2 separate regions of the Homo sapiens genome follow, and region 1 is linked to region 2. A link is a loop called in an ENCODE intact Hi-C map of the cell type or tissue named here. Cell type or tissue: Caco-2. All regions are shown on one strand. Links, peaks and the distances in the headings refer to the core of each region. The heading gives the core; the rest is flanking DNA. Region 1 overlaps KCNC2 (potassium voltage-gated channel subfamily C member 2). Region 2 overlaps CAPS2 (calcyphosine 2).

Region 1 (2,929 bases), core at 267-2,766, 130 kb before region 2:
TAATATGTTTTGGGCTCCAAAAATTCATTTAGAATTTCTTTATATCATTATCATACCCAAATAATATCACACCTAAATAATTCATCGTAGTATCATTTTCCTGTAAAGAAGCTAGTGTATTTATGAGCCAGAGGGTAGCATTGACATAACTAACACTGGGTAAAGTGTTGACTATGCGCTATAAACCAACTTACTTCAAGAAATATTTAGAGACCCCACCATAATCTGGGAACAATCCCAAGTACTGCTCTGGTATCCCTCTGTGAAGAGCCTGATGTTGCTTACAAATAGTCATTCTCCCTTCTTCCTCACTGACAGAACATCAGTTTTGTTAGAAGCAACAATGTCAAGGACAGCAAACAAAGCAAAACTCTACATTTTGTAATTGCCTTAAAGTTGGGGATGATTTTGGTAATAAGAAAGTAAATGAAATTCAGTGGGCAAGCTTTCCATTTTTTGTTGGATTGTCCCTTCTGCATTTTGTCCTTAGTCCTTGCCCTTCCTTCTTGCTTAACTCTGTATATCATGGCTGGAACTCTAGCAGTCATTTTGTGGTTATGAGGAAAAGGCTAAAAGAATCACAGAAACCTAAGCTTTGACATCCTTGAGCTGCTGAAACAGCAATTATCTACCTCAGGATTTCTTGATGAATCAGACAAAAGAAAGCCCTTGCTTTGTCTTTTGGTTTCTTGTAACAAAATTCAATCTCTAACTAATAGATTTATCCTCAAGAAGTTATTTGATCCACATACTTCCTTGGACCTGTGCGTCTTTAAACATCAAGACCACAGTTTAGCAATTTTAATGAGTTTGTTTGAGTCATTTGTGCCTGAGTAACATCATATAATCAACTGGCTTTCATGTGAGCAAGGCCATCAAAAGTCCCCATGTGATGGAAAAAGCTTTAAAAATAAGATATGTCATTCCTTAGAGAAAAGGAATTTAAGATGCTAAACTCTGAATGAGACTCTGAATGACTACTGACAGTGATTATTTTAATTAGCAGCATCTCTGATCTAGGAGCTTGAACTCCATGCCGCAAATGAAAAATACAATGACATTATCACTTAAATACGTTTTAAATGGAAACTTCAAACTTTATAAACCTTTAGTTCATCCATTCCTCTGAAAACATTTTCTCTTAGAACGGTTAAATTAAATGGCCAGGAGTCTTTATTGATGTCAAGGCCATTTAAGTCATTTGCGGCAGGTCACTGATTTAGTTGCATTTGGATTTGGCAAAATTTTGTCATTAATCTAATCTTATAGCCCTTATTTATACAATTTACATTTGAAGTCAATAGAAGTCAGTAGGAGGCTTATTTGTGTTGTCTCATAGCATTTAGTATTGATAAATTCTATCACTCTTTTAGTTTATTAATTTGTTTTCTGAATAAGGCTTTCATCCACCAAACTCAAGTTGTGAAATATAACAGTAATAAAATCAGCATCATTACTTCATAAGCCAAAAAATGTTGTTCTAATTTTCAGAACCAATAGAATCTAATCTTCTAACCATGAGTGGGAGGAAAACAGTTATCTGCACAGCTTTATGGACAATTTTAATAAGAATTAAACCATACATATATTTGGAAATCATTAATTAAATTCCTGGAGATTATATTTTTAGATACACTTGAGAGAAAAAAGAAAACAGCTGCACCTTTTTAGTTAATAACCAAAACAAAGTAACAGCCTACATTCTCTTGCCTTTACATTGGGTGTAATTTTGGTTTTTCCTACCAAGAGGGCCTGGCGCTTTGAAATCAAAAGCAAGGTTTTTTCATGGTTATGACATTTCCCATGACATTTATTCAAAAAAATCAATCTGGCTTTTAAAGCACTGGAAACAGGGTCTTGTGAAAGGAGGAAACCATAACAAGGCTTCATCCAACAAAGTTACTTTGATTTTTTTTTCCCAAAAAACCTTCTGAGAAGCTTTATCTGAAAATGGATCTGGGTAGTTACACTTCAAAGGGAAAGGCCATCTAAGAGGCTTTTTATTAACAGCAGGGTTATCTTCTACAGATTTTATTTTAGTCCCTTGAGACTTTGAATATAATCAAGTTATAGAGTCAATACTGAACAAAATTTAATTTAGTCTTGTCCTAATCAGGCTCAAGTTATGCAACAGGGATGACAAAAACGTCTTTACAAAAGGCATGGAAGTGTGGGGTAAATATAAGCCCTTGGTAGGGGTAGAAGGAGTAGCTAAATAGGTGTGTAACACTGTTAAGAAATATCTGAGAACACCGCATGTTCTCTCTCCTAAGTGGGAGCTGAAAAATGAGAACACATGGACACAGGGAGGGGAACATCACACACCAGGGCCTGTCGGAGGGTGGGGGGGAAAGGGGAGGGATAGTATTGGGAGAAATATCTAATGTAGATGACGGGCTGATGGGGGCAGCAAACCACCACGGCACATGTATACCTGTGTAACAAACCTGCACATTCTGCACATGTATCCCAGAATTTAAAGTATAATAAAAATAAAATATAATTAAATTTTAAACAATGTTTAAAAAGAAATATCTGAGCTGCAAGCTGCAAAACAGTGTGGATCTTGTTTCAGTTTTTGCTGCTCCCCCAATAAAAGTTCCTTAAGTTAAGATAAAACTTAGGAAATATTCTACTGCCAGCTTTGGAAACAGTGTATGACTGCCTGTTGCATTCAGAACCTTAGGGACTCAAGTCAAGTGATTTAAGATTATATCAGTAAATAATTAAATATTTATCAGTGTGGGGGAAATGCAGTAAGAAGGCTCAGTCCCACCTTTTACTCAAACCAGCTGTGTTCATCTTGGACTAAGCACTTGAAACTCCCTTAAACTCAATTTCTAACATCGCTGGACTAGGAGGTTTAACAAACACAAAAGAGCTAAACTATCTAAAAAGCAGCTTACATATATGGCTAGTATTTTCCATT
Region 2 (2,929 bases), core at 169-2,668:
GGGTTCTATTTCAGATGTTAATAAAGAGCAGGAACACAAAAACACTCTGGTCCCCACCCTGATGAGACTTAATGATCTACTGGCAGGCAGAGTCAGAAAATATTTACAAAGTGGCATGAAAAAAAATAAAATGAGAAATTGGTATAGAAAGGACCAAGGATCAGATGGGAGTGCTCCTTTAGACAGAAGTGTCAGGGTAATGCTCTTGACAGAGAAAGCTGTGGCCTGAATACTAAGAAAACCCAGTATGTGAAGATCTAGTAGAAGATTATTCACAGTGGAGGGAACAGTATATGTGAAGATTATTAATCATTTGCAGTGTCAGAAACAGGCCACACTCCCTTCCCCTCCAAGCTTTCACATGTGTCTCCTTCTCATAAAATACACATTGTCTGATTCACACTCCTTTTTCTCCCTCGTCTGGTTAATTCCTCCTCAACCTTCAAAACTCAGCTTAGATGTATCCTCCTCCAGGCATCCTTCCATGATCTTTGTTCTCCTTCCCCACAACCTGTCTTGGAATCAGGTACCTACCCCATGGTGTTCCAACAACATTCTCCACTGAATACATATTTTGTTTTATGTTCATTGTCCTTCAATTATGGTGATCTTGACAGTACAGAGTATTATCTCAGAGCTTAGCACAATGCCTGGTTATTAAGCTCTTTATAAATATAGGATGGAGCAATGTTTAAACTTTAAAAACCAACAGGGCTTGTAACCTGATAGCTTAACACTGATAAAGGGCATAGAGAAGGAGAAAATAAATGAAAACTAAAATTTCAGTAGAACAGTGAATAATGCCACCTAAGAATAACATATTATCTGCTGCAGAGAATTTTCTGTAGCACATACCTTTTCAGACACTTCTAAGTGAAACACTTTTAGAGCTTGCTTAAAATCTGCCTTATCTAAAAGTCCATTTCCTTCCTTGTCCAACTGTTGAAAATATTTTCCCAATCCAGTCAAAATACGAACACCTCTTTTATGTAGTTTTTCTTTTAGCACATCTGTTCAACAAGAAGAGAGATGAAAACAAATTGTTCCTATGCATAAATGTATAAAGCCGCAGTTATCTTTCATAAGAAAATTAAAGTTGATGTAACTGAAATAAGGAATGTGAATATTCAAACAAATCAAATGTAAGACAAAAGACTTTGGAAAATAGGATGTTTTTAATCAAGAGGATTAAACATAAAATCACATGTAAATATGCCAGAACTATAGCACCACTGTGTGGTGGAAGTGGTATGTTTTTAAAACAGAAAAATACAGTTTCACTTTATCACCAAGAGAATAACCTAAATATTACAAATAAAATCTTAGATTTTGTTGTGTAGACAACCTCTTTAACCACCCCATATCTTTAATCTGTTTTCCTTTTCTTAGTTTTTATCAACTGAATTACAAAATTGATGACAGGCAAGTCACCCAAAAATTATCAGTTCAACATTTTAAAAATAGTTTGAAATCTTCAAATTGTAACTTCTATACAAAATAGCATCAAAGCTTTTGAATTCTATCCTATACTTATATATTTCATAAGAGGTTATTTGCTTAGATCCCTAGCATTCTCTTTGTAGCTGTTATTTCACTTAATGCACTTTGTACCATATTTACTTAAGAATAGATTGGTAACTTTACTAAAGCAGTTATTAGATATAATACATGAGAGAAAAAAACAAATGTCACCAAGTTCAATTGTGACAAATACTGTATTGACAATGATATAATAAACTGTTTACACACTTTGGCATCAAGAACATATGAGAGTCCAAACGAAACTTTTCAAATCTGTTTCTTGCCTTCTTACTGTGAGCCCCTTATCTTTAAAAGATAAATCAGGATTCATGAAAATTCACAAATTAGGCCAAGTGTGATGGTTCATGACTATAATCCCAGCACTTTGTGAGGCCAAGGTGGGAGGATCACTTGAGCCCAGAAGTTCCAGACCAGCCTGGAGAACATAGCAAGACCCTGTCTCTACAAAAACATAAAAAAAAAGATTTAGCCGGGTGTGGTGGCATGCACTTGTAGTCCTGGCTACTCAGGAGGCTTGAGGCAAGGAGGCTCACTTGAAACCAGGAATCTGAGGCTGCAGTGAGCTGTGATTGTACTATTGCACTCCAGCCCAGGCAATGGAGCAAGGCTCTCTCTCAAAAAAAAAAACAAAAAAAAAACATAAATTACATGTTAATTTCTGTGATTGCTTATTCAATATCTTTCTCCATTTTATACTATGAGATCCAACAGAGTAACTGTCTAATCGAGTCTACCATACTGCATTTTCCCAAATTTGGAAAATGTTTAAGTATCCAAAACTGACATATATCTAATTTATTACCTACAACAACCCTGGAAATTTCATATGAGAAGTACTATCATCCCTATTTTAGAGATGAAGAAAGAGATGCAAGAGATTTCTCTAAAGTCATGTGTGTCTTGCACAACAGAGTCCAAACATCAATCTGGCTCCCAGTCTAGCTTTTTTTTCTTTTACACTAGGACACCACAAACCTCTTCAGGATGTTATCTAGTACATAAGACAAGTATTATATTACAAAAATTACTTTCACATTTTATTCAGTTTATGAGTAAAACCCATATTATCTAGTAATTTCTAAAACACTTAATTTTATAATTCATATAATACTAGTTAGGACCATTAAAGTAAGGAAAATCTTAAAACGTTTAGAAATCCTAAACAATAAAAGCATATATATATATATATATATATATATATATATATATATATATAGCTTATTTTAAAAAGTATATATATATATAGCTTATTTTTAAAAGTATATATATATATATATATATATATATATATATATATATATATATTCTTTTTTAAATAAGCAAAGGGTAAATATAAATCAAGTGCCACTGAGAAATATCTGGGAAAATGCTGTTTTACTGATTATAA

The links. Peaks named below come from ENCODE experiments on the same cell type or tissue, not always from the same donor. Only the 100,000 strongest peaks of a DNase experiment are listed, where the experiment ranks them.
Region 1: it touches region 2 in a loop (13-fold over the local background); 4 of 110 quality-filtered maps call a loop at or near these places.

Annotation. Positions count from the first base shown.
Region 1 is chr12:75,156,781-75,159,709 of GRCh38, forward strand. All of the region lies in intron 2 of KCNC2 (potassium voltage-gated channel subfamily C member 2), which reads right to left. Among named protein-coding and RNA genes, the nearest start is that of KCNC2, 52 kb to the right of the region's middle. In Caco-2, for the core only: no CTCF peak of the experiment used is centred there; no DNase peak of the experiment used is centred there.
Region 2 is chr12:75,288,766-75,291,694 of GRCh38, forward strand. It overlaps CAPS2 (calcyphosine 2), which reads right to left. Exons shown (of 17, transcript NM_001355024.4): 14 at 856-1,010. The region is part of intron 2 of CAPS2-AS1 (CAPS2 antisense RNA 1); the gene reads left to right. Among named protein-coding and RNA genes, the nearest start is that of CAPS2-AS1, 32 kb to the left of the region's middle. In Caco-2, for the core only: a CTCF peak has its summit at 1,211; no DNase peak of the experiment used is centred there.